2 separate regions of the Homo sapiens genome follow, and region 2 is linked to region 1. The links are chromatin loops, found by intact Hi-C in ENCODE. Cell type or tissue: ascending aorta. All regions are shown on one strand.

The links. Peaks named below come from ENCODE experiments on the same cell type or tissue, not always from the same donor. Only the 100,000 strongest peaks of a DNase experiment are listed, where the experiment ranks them.
Region 2: a loop joins it to region 1, with 10 times the contacts of the local background. A loop is called at or near these places in 93 of 110 quality-filtered maps.

What each region holds. Positions count from the first base shown.
Region 1 is chr12:5,017,874-5,025,873 of GRCh38, forward strand. It overlaps LOC100507560 (a long non-coding RNA gene), which reads left to right. Exons shown (of 7, transcript NR_187676.1): 1 at 1-508; 2 at 988-1,169; 3 at 3,815-3,969; 4 at 4,618-4,821; 5 at 5,651-5,748; 6 at 5,919-6,032; 7 at 7,221-7,721. Among named protein-coding and RNA genes, the nearest start is that of KCNA5, 22 kb to the right of the region's middle. In ascending aorta, a CTCF peak has its summit at 4,769 (motif pointing right); a DNase peak (open chromatin) is centred at 4,806; H3K27ac peaks cover 901 bases.
Region 2 is chr12:5,079,664-5,087,663 of GRCh38, forward strand. No RefSeq gene overlaps it. Among named protein-coding and RNA genes, the nearest start is that of KCNA5, 40 kb to the left of the region's middle. In ascending aorta, CTCF peaks have their summits at 4,771 (motif pointing left) and 4,971; a DNase peak (open chromatin) is centred at 4,508; H3K27ac peaks cover 4,135 bases.

The sequences.
Region 1 (8,000 bases):
TTCTCAATAATTGTGTGTGTGTGCATGTGTGCATGTGTACGTGTGAGTGCCTGTGTGTGTGCATTGTGTGTAGGGGCTGGGGCTGGAGTCGACAACAGATCAGAGCACAGGAGTAGAGCGCTTCTGGGAGGGTGGGGCCACCCGTGAGTCACGTCCTGCACCCTGGAGCCCAGAGGACCCTTCGCTCAAACCCACCACCAGCTGGCAACACCGGACCAGACCAGCCGGAGCCGCTTTCTTCGCTGCGCAGAGGAGCCTGGGAGAAGCCAGAGGTGTAAGTCAAGCTGTGGAGGGACTGGGTGTGGCTGAGCCCCGTGACAAGTGGGAGGAGCCAGGGATGCTTGGGAGGGGAGGCACTGTGCGCGAGAGAGGAGGGAAAGGGGAAGCGTTCGTGCCTCTCTGCCCCCTGTCCCCCTCTTGCTGCATAGTAGCCACATCCATGTCTCTTGTACCCTGCAATCTGGAGGCCACTGCCAGAAGCTGGAAATCTCAAGTAGAGCAGCAAAAGGTATGAGGATTGACACAAAGTTGTGGCCGATGGAGGCTCCCCAAAGTGCATGGAAGGTGGTGATCCAGTGTCTAAAGGCAGGAGTACTGGGGCAACCCCATAGCTGGGGGTCCTATGGGAGAGACTGAGGAACTTCGGTTTGTGGACTCTCAGTCAACTGTGTTACTGAGGAGGGGAAAGGAAAGTAGATGAGTTGGTGGTTTGAACAAGACCCAAATCTTGCTTCTACTTATAGGTGCTCACAATGGCCAGTGCCCTGGAAAAGCTCTGGAATAAATACACCTGGGCCTTAGAAAGCAGAGGCAGGAGACAATGCCATCCAGTGGGAGCTTTCATTTGTTTCCTCAGCCAGCCTCTGTGTCAGGCTTTTTGGGAACAAGGGCTGGATGAACAAGACCTTGGGAGTTCCTGTGGGGAGGGACTGGGGGTGAATGGGCAGTGTGGCTGGCCCGGTGATCACTTCTCCTCTGCTTGTCTAGGCTTGAGGATGGATTCTTGGCTCCTGGTGCATTGCCACTCCCTGCCACCCTCCTCCTTGTCTTCTATCTTCTCCTGGTGGCGTCAGGCCTTGCTTCGTGTCCCAACAGGAGCCTCTGGGGCTGGCACAGCCCTCACTGCCTACAACCTGGGCCTGGTGGTTCTCCTAGGGTGCCTCTGGGAGGTAAGGCTGGTGGGCTGGGGTTCCTGGAGAGTTCTAGGATCTTTTTTTGGAGGGCTGACCAAGGGATAAGTAGAACCATGATATTCCTACATAGAAAATTGAAAAGCCTTTTTGATGGGGTCACATGCAGGAGCTGGGATTCTGTGCCATCGTTGGCTGCTCAATCCCTGTTGCAAACTTTCACTCTTCATTTCCTCACATGAGAGAGTACAGGTCAGTGGCAAGCCAGAGTGGAATTCCTTATCCCTCCCACCTCATGTGGATCCCCAGTCTCCTGTTTCCACCTGGGCTCTGTTCATCTCTGCCTGGTTTTCTGATCCCCAAATCTGGTATTCCTTTCAGACCTTGTAAACAGTCATTCAGCAGGTGTATATCAAATATATGCTTCGTGCCAGGCTGTGTTTGGCCTGCAGAATCCCTGTTGGATAAGGCCCCCCTGCCCTCCAGAGGCTCACAGTCTAGAGGGGAGACAGGTGTGGACACAGGCAGTTGCAATGCAGTGTGTTGAGTGGGCAACAGAGAGGATGTATCACGCACCAAGGGCAGGCAGGATGGGGCAGTAACCTGGTCTCTGGTCCAGGGGTGAGGATGTCAGGAAAAGCTTTTCACAGGTGGTAATGATCATCACAGATGTGTTTCCATGTTGATTACAGGCAAGGAATTGGTGTCGACACTTTATGAGGATTGGCTCATCTAATCCTCATGATAGCACTGTTTGAGGCACAGAGGGGTTAAGTAACTTAGCAGGTGGCAAGGCACAGAGGCAGAGTGCAAACCAGGCACCCTGACTGAACAGCTTGCAGCCTCCTCCTCCATCTCTTCCACCTGTTGGTGAGTTAGCAGGGAGGAGACAGAAGAAGCAGGTCCGGACAGCCCCATCTCTTCCAACTCCTCTTCGTCTCTTCCTTTCTTATTGCTGAGCTACAGTGCATCCTCCACCCTACTGACAATAATCTACCCCAAGCACAGGGAGGATGGTTCCACTGCCTGCTAGGAGCCTCTGATGCTTCCCATCCCGCAGAGGCTGAGGCTGAACCCCCTTCATGGACACATGAAGCCCTCTAGAGTCCTCTCTGGCCTTGTCTTCCACTCCGCCTCGTCTCCCTCTATATGCTCTCAGCAGCCTTGCACACCACCCTCATCCAGCACAGGCCTGCTCGCCAGCCCACACAGCCATGCTCAGCAAGTCCTCAGGCCTGGGCACATCACTGATTTTCTGCCAGAATTGCTCTTGTCCCCCAATCTCCTGACAAACTCCTGCACATCCTTTAGATTCAGGTCAGTTGTCGCCTCACAGGAAGCGGTCCCTGACTCCTCTACGGCCAGGTTATTTGTTTCCTTGCTTAGCCATTCCCAGCTCTGGGTACAGTCCTGGACTTTCTGAGGTGGGCTGGAGCCACTCTACCCGCGGGTGAGCACCAGGTGTGGGTCTCCCCGCAAATTCATGTTCAGTGACTTTGTGCGAAATAACTTGAAGTCCCTCCACCCTGGTGGCAGTATTTACACCATAGGAATTGACAAACCCCGCAGACACCTCCCCCACCTTAGGAGCTTATTAAGGATATACTGACCCCCCACTGACTGTGTCTTTCTCCAACTGTGTCACCACTTTCGTATGTGTCTTTCTCCCCTCCCAAATGGCAAGTACTTCAAAGGCAAGGCCTCTGTCTTATTTATCCGTTTACAGACAGACCCAGCGTACTGTCTGGTAGCACATGAGGGCTGCCAATAACTCATGAGACGTGAGGCATGCCCTAGAGAATTTGTCATTTAATTATGGCAACCAGGCATTCTCCTGCCACCCCAGTCCCTTGAAAACTCTGCCACGCCCACAGTCAGCTTCCTGCTCAGAAACCTCAGTAGGTCCTTTTGCATATATGGCCAGAATGCCATGTCCCCCAAGGTAGGGATTTGTATCTGTTTGGTTTTATCAATGAGATCCAGTGCTCAGAACAGTGCCCAGCATGGAGAAATGCTTTGTACCTTTCAACACATTATTGTCAAATAAATCAATAAATGATAAAATTCAAGCTCCTTACAACAGGCTTCAAGACCCTTTATTCACAATTCTGTCTCTCCAATTCTGTGGCCAGCTTCTCCTTTGGTCAGAGCCTCCGCACCAGTCCCGCTGATCTCCTAGTTAGCCCCTCAGGTCCAGGTACCACATACTCTTGTCCTGGCATGAAACTCCCACTCCCTCCCCTCTGTCTGCCCAAAGCCGCCTCATTCTTTGATCCGACTCCTGGAACACCTGCTATTTTCTACTCTTCCTCTAGCACCAACCTGTAAGGTTAGGATTTTTTTCTACATTCTCAGCCAGGCTTTGAGCTCCTTAGGGCAGGGCTGGCGTATGGACCACCTTGGTGTCTCCAGCACCCACCTCAGGCTTTCATGCATAGTAGGCACCCGGGGTAGGGTTGTAGCCTATATTTGCTCACATTAAAAAATTAGAGACCAGCAAGATATATGCAAGTTGCCGCCTCTAACCTCGCCACCCCATGGAGTTTCTTTTTAGCAGTTGTTGACCAAGTGTCAGCAGAGGTTGCATTGGGGTGTTGGTGTTCAGGAGCCCGAGCCAGTCGGGGCTCACCATGGTGGCAGCAGGCTTTATGACTTGGTCTTTTCCTCTTTCCTTTTCCTCTCAGGTCATGGTCACCCCGCTGCTGGCTAACTGCAGCTACTTCTGCCAGCCAGTGGACTACAGATGGAGAAAGCATGGAATGAGGGTATGGCAGGGAGCAGGAAGCAAGCCTGGAGAGGGTTAGGAGGAACAACTTCATAACAATCGGAGGTCAAGGAGGTATCACCTGAGCCTTTTGATGAGAGGCAGGGGACTAGCTAGTTTTGGAGTCAGATAACATCAATTTGGATCTCAGCTCTGCCAGTTACTTGCTGTGTGACTCTGGGTGGCACACCTAACTCTTCTGGGACTCAATTTTCTTATCTATAAGATTGAGATAATAATACCTATTTTATAAAGCGAAATGATTGAAGGAAGACGGAATCAGATAATATATGATAGATAATATATGAAAGTGTTTAGCACAGGGGCCGGCACACACTGAGCGGTAGCTAGGTGGTAGTGATTTCATCACTGTTAGCTGTTCTCTGTTTCAACTGGAAGCAGAACAAAAGACTCTAGCTGAAGCCTGTCTCCAGGTAGCTAAGGCTTCTCACCAGCTGATATGGATGTTGAGTCACTGGATGTTGGTGATGGGCTCATGTCCTGTGACTCAAAGTATGATCCTTGGGCCAGCAGCATCATTTGGGAGCTTGTTGGAAATGCAGAATCTGTGCTCCACCCCAGGCACACTGATTAAGAATCTTCTTTTCAACGAACAAGATGCCCACATGCTCATTAGATTCCAAGGTTCTGGGCTGGGGCACATTTGGAGAGTCCTTCTGTGGTCACTCCAGTAGCTTCTCCCCTTCTTTCCTGTGCGAACAGGCATCTTCCTGGAGACAGGAAGGTAGGCACTGTGGAATCAGCGGTGCGTAGAACAGTGAGGATTTGGGGCTGAACCCAGCCCAGGTGGGCCAAGCCGTGGCACCAGCCGGACTGCAGTCTGATGGAACTTCCCCTTCCTGCCCAGCAGATGGCGAGCGTGTGCTGCTGGTGCCTCTTTCCAAAGGACGTTGAATTGCTTGACAGGTAAGATCCCGGACCCATGGGCTCCTGTATATCCGTCAGCCAAATCTGGGGTGGTGTCTGACTCTGCCAGCAAGAATGCTCTCTAGGTTTGCCCAGGCAGCCATGCCAGAGACTAATTTCAGAGTAAAGCCTTGGTCCAGTACCTGGCTGAGGGAGGATGCTCAGCCACTGAGGTAGCATCCCTCTCTGCCGGCTCCCCTGGTCCCTGCTTTCTATCAACAGAAGTAGGAGTAGGCATTTGCCCCATTAGTATCCAGGTTCCAGGTAAAATTAAAATGGAAAATTAAACAAATTTTAAAACTGACATGATATAGCAAGGGTCATCCAACGGCAAAAGCCATCCTTCCATGTTAATGAGAAGAAACCTTGCTGGTGAGGCCAGGGAGCTTGTGGGATTAAGCAGGGTGGGGCAAGAGCATAATGTTGGTGTGGTTGGTGATGAAAAGAGGGTACTCTTTCTTCTCAGTCTCTTGCCAAAATGATCTGAGCAAAGATCACGTGGGAATGTGTTGTGTGGGTGTCCGGATTTGGGCTGACTGTTCAACACCTGAACTCTTACCCCGGTGGCCTGGGGGGCAAGGATCGGACATTGGAAAGAACCCAGTCTCTGAAGCCAGACTGTTCTGATCCCAGTTTGGCCACCTACTAGTTGTGTGCCTTTGGGCAAGTTACTTAACCTTTCTGTGCCTCTGTTTTTTTTTTTTTTTTTTTTCTTGAAAAATGGAAGTAGTAGAAGTATAAACTGCACACAATTATGTGGTATTTAAGTGATTATTTTATACACATAAAGTAGAATAGTGTTCTCTTCCCTCCTCTTCCCACCACACAGCCCTGCCCAGCATCTAGAAGACCACCTGAAGCTTTCACACTTTGAGACCTTAGATCCTGCGAGGGTTTGAATTTCAAAAGCTTCAATTAAAGCACACAGTAGGTCATAAATTGGTGTTTGACTGTTGTTATTTCCCTTTAGTTTTACTCTCTTCTTCAGTAAAACAGGTAGAATTACCATATCCCACTCTAAGGGGTAGTTGAGGCCCCTGGAGAAGTCTGGAGAAAGGAGACCTCCAGAGTTGATGCCATCTCTTCCTCCTCTCCAGGTGTTCTTTACTTTATGAATGAAGCCAGAGCAGCCCACCTTCCTGCATCTCTACCACCATGGCACCATGCCCTGTGATGGGTGGGCTGGAGTCAAATATGTAGCAGGCAGCCAGGTAAGTGATGCGCGCCGTGGACGGCCCTGCTCCAGGCCCTAGTAAGGCAGGTCTGCTGGGCTGGTCTGCTGGGCTGAGTCCCAGCTCAGGAGACCTGCATCCCTGGAATATCATGGCTGGTCTCTAACTTTTCCCTTCCCTGAGGTCATGAGACCAGGCCTCTGCTCCCATTTGTCCCTGTGGCTCCTCAGAGCTCTCGGGCTACCCCTCTCTGGGATGGGGAGGTGGCTGCTGGGAGATGCTCATAGCCATCAGCCCAGAGAACACAAAGGTAGTAGAAACATTCTCATTGAGCATCTCAATAACTCCAGCCCTCCATCATCACGATCTCAGATGGCTCATGCCGGACCTCTGCAGGATAAGGTCTTTCCAGGGATTCTCTGTGGAGATTGCAGAGGTGCTCTCTGCAGCTTGGAGGATTGAAACATCAAAGAGAACTCCCACACCACAGCTAAGCCCAGCTCCACTTATTTTCCTTTATCTCCCCACACCCCACTCTGCAGCCTTCTTCATAGGGATGCTTAATTCTTTGGTCCATGTCTTCATGGACTGGCCAGGTTGTGGCCTTCTATGTGGCCCTGCTTCTGGTGGAAATGATATCTTACCACCCTACAGCTGGTAAGGAGATCTCATTGGCTCCAGGGGCCTTGGCTGAACCCTTGGTTCTATTCTTGGCTTGTCACTCTATACCAGTGACTTGGCATCTGCCCATAAACAAGCCCTCTCATCCTTAGATCTTCCTTAGCTTCCTAACTTGCAAGGGCCTCGGTAGCCATCTCATCAGATCCTGGAACTAACCCTAACTCACTGGCACAGTGTGGGACTTTGAGCAAATGGCTTCCATGCTCAGGTCTCAATGTCATTATCTATAAAATGAGGGCCTCAGCCAGATGACCTCTAAGCATTAATATCCTGTGAGTCTGTGATCACCGATTGCACCCTCCAGGTGCCTGGATGTCTTGCAGTTTTGGGAGAACCACTGCCCCCCAGATGGTGATGACAGCCTAAAGTGTCCCATACGGGGCTCTGGATAGACTGAGTTTATCATCAGGGCCACCATGACATGGCTGGATGGGGGAATTGGGGAAACCACGACCAGGAGAAGGGTCAAGAAGATTCTTGGGATCATGGGGTGGAAAAAACTGACTGCTCTCCCTTCTCTTTCTTCTCATGCTTTCTTTTGCCCAGGGTCAGTTTGTGGCCACTGCTGCCCCCTCTTCCTACAGTCTCCTCACTGAGTGCCCCTTCCCTGTTGGGTTCAACACATCTGTGCTCCTGTAAGCCCTCAGCCTCCTCGTTCTCTTCCTCAACTTCTACCACCAGACACATCTGAGAAGCAAGCAAGAGAGGCTGAACTAGGAGCAGGACCCAGGGACTGAAACCAGCACAGCATCCCCACAGAGAATTGGGTGGAAGGCAGCATGGCTTCCAGCTTACTGGTGCTGAGCAGATTGCTCTGGGTCTCCATTGTATCCTCTGAAGGAAGGAGGAGGATTGCCTTCTGTCCAGATCTCAGGATCAAACAAATAGGTCCAATTTCCTGTGCTCACTTCAGTTAGAGCACTTCTCATGTGACTTTGTAGCTTTGTGTGCATCTCCTTCCTCTACTAGACCTAAGCCCCTCACGGGAGGGACTCTCTTATTCTTGATGTTCCCCACACCTGGAATTTCAATAAACATCTCAATAAACGTGTGTGTTTGGATCCTTGGATCCCATGACTGCCGTCATAACCTTGGTGAAGAAGAGGGCTGGGAGTAGGAAAGAGGTCAAGGTTCGCTTGATCTCTAACCCTATAGTGGGAAATTGTGACGGAGAATATTCAAGAGTGGGTGTGGGTCTGTTTGATTTCAGGTGTAGCTGTGTAAATAGTTAGCCCTGCATATATTTTTGTCTACTCACAACTGCCTGCATGTGTATTCATAGAGTTGTGTGATTCTGTGTATGTGCCTGGGGAGTGGGAGAGGGCC
Region 2 (8,000 bases), 62 kb after region 1:
GATTCAGAATTTGTAATGTGGAAGACACACATCTGGATATCTGGAAGGATGGGGAGGGAGGGTCGGGCTACTCGATGAGGCGATCAGGGCAACGCGGCTTCTGCCCCTTGAAAAGAAGGCTCAAGTCAACCCACCTGAATCCTTCCACCGTGGCAGCTCTGAAGCCATAACAAACCATGCTATGATTCCCTGGTTATCTTACAACTGCTTCCCTATACCGCCCCATGGCCACCCCACCTCCAGTTTTGAAACCTCAAAGCCCGTCTGTGGCCTTAGAAGCCCGAGCTGTCCTGTGAAATCACGGTCTCCCACACAACCACGAGTTGCTCCCTGGGATTCAGAGTCCTCAGCTGTCAAACAAGGAGTGGGGCTGGGTTGTAAGGTGCCTGGTCCTTTTGGAATTTCCGGCTTTTGTCCTGGGATGTCTTGGGGGCAGCTTTGTTCGAGGAGGTCAGGTGTAGATGAGGTAACTCTCATGGTGCTTCCATCCCTTCCATTGTTATGTCAGGTGTTTAACATGTTTGCTGACTCTCATGCCATTTCTCAAGGTGGTCTGTAGGGTTTTCTCTTGAGCTCATCTTTACCTGAACTGTTTAAATGCAAATCCTGGGCCACTTGGCTATAGGGTCCCTGCTGGTCAGCATGGGCTTTGGCTTCCGCAAAAGGTCTCAGAATGAGGATCGTGGCCCAGAACCAATTTCTATATTGATGTCCTCCTTCATCATGTGTATAGTATATTTTTGGACACCAAAGTCTTGTTGAACACAGCCTTGCAGATTTTTGCTTTCTCATGGGAGCCTTCTCCCACCCAGAACTCCAAGTAAAGACAAACATCCCTGCCAGCTCCCTGAGCTGGAGGGTAGAGATTGCATAGTCACTTTTTACTGAGGTCATTGCCCTTTGCGAATGAGTAGGAGATTTTGTAGTTTCTTTTTACTGAAGATCATAGCTTAGCATAGGGTTCTCAGAGCCAGATCCTTATGGCCTTCTCTCCTGCCCTGGTGTCTGATGAATGAAGCCTGTGGGCCCAGTTCAGGTCTGGTCTAGACATTCCTTACCCCAAGCCACCTTTCCACTGGGAACTGCTTCAGTAAGAGATCTCCCCATTCTGGCTTTCAATTAATCATTTCAGACATCTATGGATTTTTCTTCCTCTTGTAAGCCCAACTACGTATGTATTTTTTAAATGTATGTTATTTGGCATTTTTATCTGCTGAGGTGCAAGCTTACGCTAGCCCAGCTCAGCACATGTCCATAACTCTAAGTCCCAGACGACACCGTGTTGCATGATTCCTTTCTAGACAAGAAAGCCATTTATTGGAATTAGCAGAGAGAATCTCTCACCAGTCCAGACTTTCCCATGGGGTTCTACTGATGCGGAACCAAAAGCGGCAGACAGGAAAATCCCTTTTCTCTGTGTTCCCTGCTCTATGGCGAGAGGACCGAGGCACCTAGGAGCTTCATTCCTAAGACGCTCCATCCTTGGAGGCTGCCACTCTTTAGCCCCTCCTCCCCTGCCTGGGAACGTGCTTGGGTCTCTCTTCACAGTTCCCCATTGGCTGGCGGAGTGCTCGGATGGACAGTGACCGTCTGGTGACCCAGCAGGGCGGAGGGAAGCTTTGGATGAGAATCCTCGGCTTCCCTGAGGACGCCTGAGGGTGGGGAAATAATCTCCCTTCTTCTCCAGCCATACAAGTTGCTTATCCCAGTTTCAGCTTTCTATGGTTTCAAAGATATATCCAGCTTTATCTGTTATGACGTAATTGAGGTGGAGGTAGAGGAGTTCAAGAAACGGAAGGGGGGTATCAGCTAGTTTGTGGGGATTTTCCTTTGTAGACCAGTATTAATGTGCGAAGCCCTTAACACCGAACAAGAGAAACCAGGGTTTTATTAATGTTAAAATTTCAGATAGAAGGTATGCTTTGGCGTGGAATAGGATCATTGTCGACATTGACGAAATAACACAATACATTGGGATTTTGAGAGATAGAAAAGAGGAAAAAGGAATTTCTCATCTTTCATAGAGAGAGGTTAACAGATACTGTCCACATTTGCAAGGAAATACTAATCTTAAAATTCTAAGTATTTTAAAAGTTTATTTATGTTTAAAGTAATTTTAGGTATGTTATTTAATGTCACAAAGATAAGTACTAGGGAAAAATTAAAATAGTTACTGATAAAAATTAAGATCCAGCGAGGAGAGGGTATGAGGTTGCAGAATTCAACAAATTCCCTATCTGTGACACTTGGTAGACAACAATTTCTGTTAAAATTAGGTAAATCAGCAATAGAAGCATAAACATTTTGTTTTCTACTAAGATGGTAACCATGAGAAGAACAAAAGCCAGAAACTAGTCATTGCGGTTATCTCTGGAGGGCAGAGGAGGGAGAATTTTCTTGTTTCATGTCTTTCTGTGATGTAGCTATTTTTTAAGATCATGGGCATGCAATTATTTCTATAATAATAAAAACCACTTAATGCATTTAATGGGTCAGAGATAATTGTATCTTGGTCAGCAGAATCTAGACAGAGAAATGTTTTGATTTCTGGGACTGCCAAATCTGTCTTCTTAAGCAAGATAAAGCCATGGAGGTCAGGAGGGATAAGCTGGCACTCTGTGACAGCCGGGTGGGAGAGGGGGCAGATAAGGCTCACCTTGCTCCAGCGGAGGGAGCATGGGAGTGAAAGAAGAAGGCCGAGTGCGTGTTAAAGGGTCAGGCTACTGCGGGCACATTGTTTCTTCAAGGGTCAGGAATATTGTGTCTAGGAAGACTATCTGGAGAATAAGAATTTTTCTACCTAGAGAACAGGAAAAAGATTAGAGAAACAGACACACACACACACACACTCACACACACACACACTCACACACACACGCTAGAATGTTGTTACTGTATTTTTCTCTTGGTTCTGTGGTTCCCCACATTCAGTAATTGGCCTTTCTGACTATTTCAGGGCCCTATATCGGAGCCCTTAATTTCTTTAAATTAAGAAATAGTCTAGAGAAAACAAAAGACAAAAGATGTGTTAGCTCAGATGCCATTCTGTGAAAAGGAAGCATTCCCCAGCACAGGTGAGATTCCTACTTATGTAGAATGATGGCAAATACAAGCTGAGACTCTAGTTCCTGACTCTTAATAGGGAGCTCTTTGTTCCAAAGGAAACTTCTTCTGCAGTGTCCCTAAAAACCACAGTGCCAGCGCCCCATCCTTCTGCAATTCCCACTGTGCCCTGACCATTGCCTATGCTTCACAAAGCTTTGTCTAGGAGCCTGAGGCTTTGGTCCTTTAGGAACCTCAGTAGATAAGCTGGAGTTTCCCAGTAGGTTTCCAAAGTGGTACTCAAATTTCTGATTTATTCTTCATTCATTTTAACATAGAAAGATGTCCTTTTCCTTCCCCCCTGACTAAGGTACCAAGAACTTGCTCAGGTTCACCATGGGAGGGTGGAAAAGCCCTCAGGACTGTGCAGCCAGTGGGAACATACACCATCGTCCTTCTGCAAAGCACCTCTCCCTTCCCCATCCTCCAAAACGCATTGGCCCAAACCACCACCTCCAGCCTTGATGTTGAAAATCCAACCCCCATGTTGGGCTATACATGTGTCAACCCTCACTGATGCTTTTAATTTCATCTCCTTCTGTTTTTTATGCATCATGTACTAACCTTCTTTCTGGACATTGTGTAAGCTTATGCCTCTGTGTCTTGGCACCACTTCTCCTCTGTGCCCGGAATGGCCTTCTTTGCCTCTCAGGTTTTCAAAACTTTACTTGATGACCCCTCAGGCCATTAACTGGTGTATCCTCTGGGCTGTTAGAGCACTGTATGTTAGTCTTGGCACCTTGTATCTCATTCATGTGTCAGTCATCTTCCAGATTCCCTTAAGGTCAGAAACTTGTGTCTCATCAATCTCTATGCCCAGCCCCTGGCACAGCAGCCATGCCATCCCCAGCACACACCAGGAGGCTCCCACATGTTGTAGGTGTGAAGATGAGCTTTGAGGTCTAACTGAGTAGAAGTCCCAACTCTGCCACTTACTTGCTGTGGGACTGGGGCAAGTTAATACTCCGTGCAATGAGGATTGCCTCCACTTCATTGGTTTGCTGTGATGATGAAATCAGATTGTTCCTGTAAAATGCTTTGTGCATGTATTATGTACTCAGTCAAATTTACCTATAATTATTAAATGAAAGGAATGTAGTGCACAATTTCAGATTTTTTTTCTGCCCACATTTTCTCTTATCTTTTCTAAAATTCCTAAACTAGGTAGCAAGAGCTGCAAGAACTTTCAGAGCTTGGAGACAGGCCCTAAAATCACAAGAATAAACCAACCTTCATGTGCTCCAAAATATGCCTCCTGGGTTGGAAGCAATGACAGGTTTCTGCAGAAGCTGGCTTTCCCATCGCCTGTCTCTAGACTGCTAAAGGGGGCTATCATTTGGAAAGTCCTCTAAAGATGGAAGTCTCCATTCCATTGGCGAGCGCATATCAACCCTGGAATGTTCTTTTTCCTGACTCATTTCCATCCATCACAACGAGTGTAGTTTTAGGCCCTCTGCCCTTATTCTGTCACCACAGACTTGTATCCCATAGAAAACTATTTCAAAGCCTGGAGCGTCTTCTCTGGTTCTCCTGATTAGGGTTTTTTTGTTGTTGTTTTTTTGTTTTTTTTGTGTGTGTTTTTTTTTTTTTTTTGGAGGGAAGGGGATGAGTTTCCATCAAAGGCTAGAAGGCAGAGCTGAATCTTGGACATGGTCCTTGGGTGACACCTGATGGTTAAATGCCATATCGCAACCATTTTTTTCTTCTGCCCAACAGTACACAAACTAGCAGAAAAGAGTCACCATTCAACAGATATTTTTGACTTGTTTCCATGAATAAAGGTAACTGACCAGCCAGGGGATCAGACCTCTGAGTTGATAAATATGCATCAGCTAGCTGAGCTCAGAAAATCCAGGTGACAAAGGAGGGGTCCTGGGGAGGAATGCGTTCGGGGTGAATCACCCACCTCCCAGGCCCGAAGGAAAGGGCTACTGTTCTCTGTACATGCATTTTTTATTACAACTTCACGGTATCACAAAACCATTGTTATCAGCAAGGCCCCACTAACCATGACAATGACCCCAGTACCACTTTTCCTTTGTCTTACCCTTTACTTTTACGAAGTACCTCTGTTATTTGAGCCTGACCCTAAAATCCTGTAAGGTGGGCAATGACAAGATTATTGTCTCAGCTGTTTGGTAGGGGAACTGAAATGTCTGGTCCAAAGCCAGATTGCTTTGCAATGCTGCTTCTGGGACTAGAGTGCAGAGGCCTTCCCTTCTGTGGTCCCAGTTTTGCTATTTTCAAGCTGCAATGATTTCTTCCCTCATGCCCTTTTACTCCAACCTCACTTCCCTCATGGTTCAAGTCCTCCCATCTCTACTGCAATGACTGCAATGATCCCTGGTCCCTGCTCTCTAGTCTCTTCCCCTTTCACGCCCTTCCATGGTGGAGTCAGTTGTATGTTTAAGACAAAGATCCAATCACACCTGATTTAAAACAAAAACCAAAATAAAACTGCCATGGTTTTCACTGCAGCCAGCACAAAGCTTAACCGTCTTGGCCTCCTGCACAACATCCTTGACTCCTGACTGCATCGACAGCCTCATCCCCAGCTCCTCTCCTCCCTGCCACCTGTGTCCCACCACACACACCAAATTTGAGCTCCAGCCACACATGGTTGCTGATCTCCATTCCCCATAGTCTTCCACCGCCCACCGCATTAATTTCCTCTCACAACATGCTTTCTTCTCACTTCTGTAGGCTGGCCATTCTGCTGTCTCCTCCAGATCCATTCTCCTCATTTCTCTTCCTTGCTTATTGTCCCAGAGACCATCACTCAGGCTCCATTCTCTCTGGATTCCAGTTGGCTTCAGCCATGAATCCTGCACTAGCCAGAGACCAGAGAGCAAGGTCCTGGTGCTCACAGTCCTCCTTGTGATTTGGGGAGTGGGTGCATCCCTCTTCCTAGGTCCCAGTCCTGTAACAGCCCTTCTCCACAGCCACAGCCATCTGCAGGTTCTGGGTATCCCACACTCACTCCATCCACTTGACTCCTTGGGCCTAGAGGTCTAGTGGCTTCCTGCTGCTCCCGGTGCCCTGTTGGCTCTCATGGCACTGCCCACACCCCTGCACCTTCTTTAGGCTCTGTTTGTCATTCCTTTCCAGTGTGTTCTGCATTCTGCCAGGAAGACCCTGACTGATACAACCTCTTCAGTGAGGCCTCTCCTGCATCCTCCTTCCTTCCTGGTAGCAGTAATCACTCCCACATAGAGTACCGTCCATGCATGCTACCTCACAGGATTAGTGGTTTGCACCATGAGTGACTCCATGGCAATGCTTCTTTCATTCATCTTTGTATCCACAGTCCTCAGTATGTGGTCTGGCACACAGTATGAGGTCAAAATGCTTAATGAATGAATCACTTCTTGCACAAAAGAGATGTTTTATTTGAAAGGATGTAGTCGAATGATATCAAGGCTTTGGGTTTGAACTTTATATGGATCAGTTATTTTTATGAAGAGCTTATGGCAGAGATTCTACCCTCATTCTGGTCAGTCATAATGGTTTCCCTTGAAGCGTGGATGGATCCACCAGCTTTCTCATGCCCAAGAGAGTGCCCTGCTCCAGAACACACAGGCTCTTGTGGCATGGCTTTTGAGGGAAAGCCCAATCATAGCGGAGAGTCATCCTCTGTAAGTCCTGCAATATATTGTGCATGGAGGCACAAAGCTTCTGGAGGTAGGAAGAGATGCTTCAGAACCAGAAGTGTCAGCTCCAAGGGGTGTCTGCTGATGAGTTGGCGTCATCATCAGGCTTCCCTGCTTTAACCAACCTACTTGAATCAATGACTACACTGAGCTTCTAGAGGGAAGGCTGGGGCTGGCCAAGAGACAGAGTTTGGGAGCTCTCATCACCGGTTCACTGATACGGGCTCTTTCATCTCACAAGACGCTAAAGCACAAAGACTTTCTGGAGATCATTGGGAAGGAAAAACCCAGGAGTGGGCACTAAGATGAGTCGTTGGAGCTGGAAGATGAGAGTGAAACTTCTGTTCTACGGAAGAAGGGGCCAAGACTTGGAGATGCTGTGTGTCTCGTGTTGCTCAGTCCCCAGACAGGATTTGGGATTCAGATGTGCACAGAGAGGTGATGGGCTGGCCCTGGTGCCCAACACACACCAGCTCTTCATCTGAAGGCTCTGTAGCATCTGCCTCCAGGCCTTTCTGTGACTCTCTGGGCCAAAGGCAGGAAAAGCAGGGCAAATCTTCTTCAAAGGATTTGGTTTATTTGCCACTAGAGTAATTCCAGATAGATCAAGGATGCAAGGCTTGGCAGTGTATTTGGGAAGTTGGGCTGGGATTCAACATTTGTTAGGGTTAATCAAGAGCTGCAGAGTTCTGTGCACCTAGAAGGTATTCATTAAAATTTGGTGAATAGATTAAAAGACAAAGCCACACACGCAGTACTTGTGGACAGAGCTGACTTTACAAGTCCCCCTCGCTTACCACGCCATCCATAGTAAATACCCCACAAGTCCCTTCACTGCTGGTCCTAGGTCTTTGCCCGGCTTCCCTGTCAATGTCTGGACACCTAAACGGGCTTCCTGGTTTTCCTCCAGCCTCCTTGCTTCTTGGCCCTCAGTGTGTGTGTGTGTGTGTGTGTGTGTGTGTGTGTGTGTGTGTGTGTGTGGTTGGGGAGGGCGGGTAGGCAGCCTTCCCCTGTTGCTATATTGGGAATTCTAAGCCCGTTGCTGTAAATGAAGTGACATTTGCCTTCGCATCCTTGTCTGAAAAGAGGCTCCTTTACACTGACTATATTTCTAGCCCCACCACGGTCACTTAGAGTGGCCACTGAGGGAGTTGAGGAGGTCACAGCCTCTCCTCGTGTATAGAGCAGGTGTTTGCACACTGGAACCTTTTTGCACACGCAGGGCTGGCCTCTGAGGTAGGGATTTCA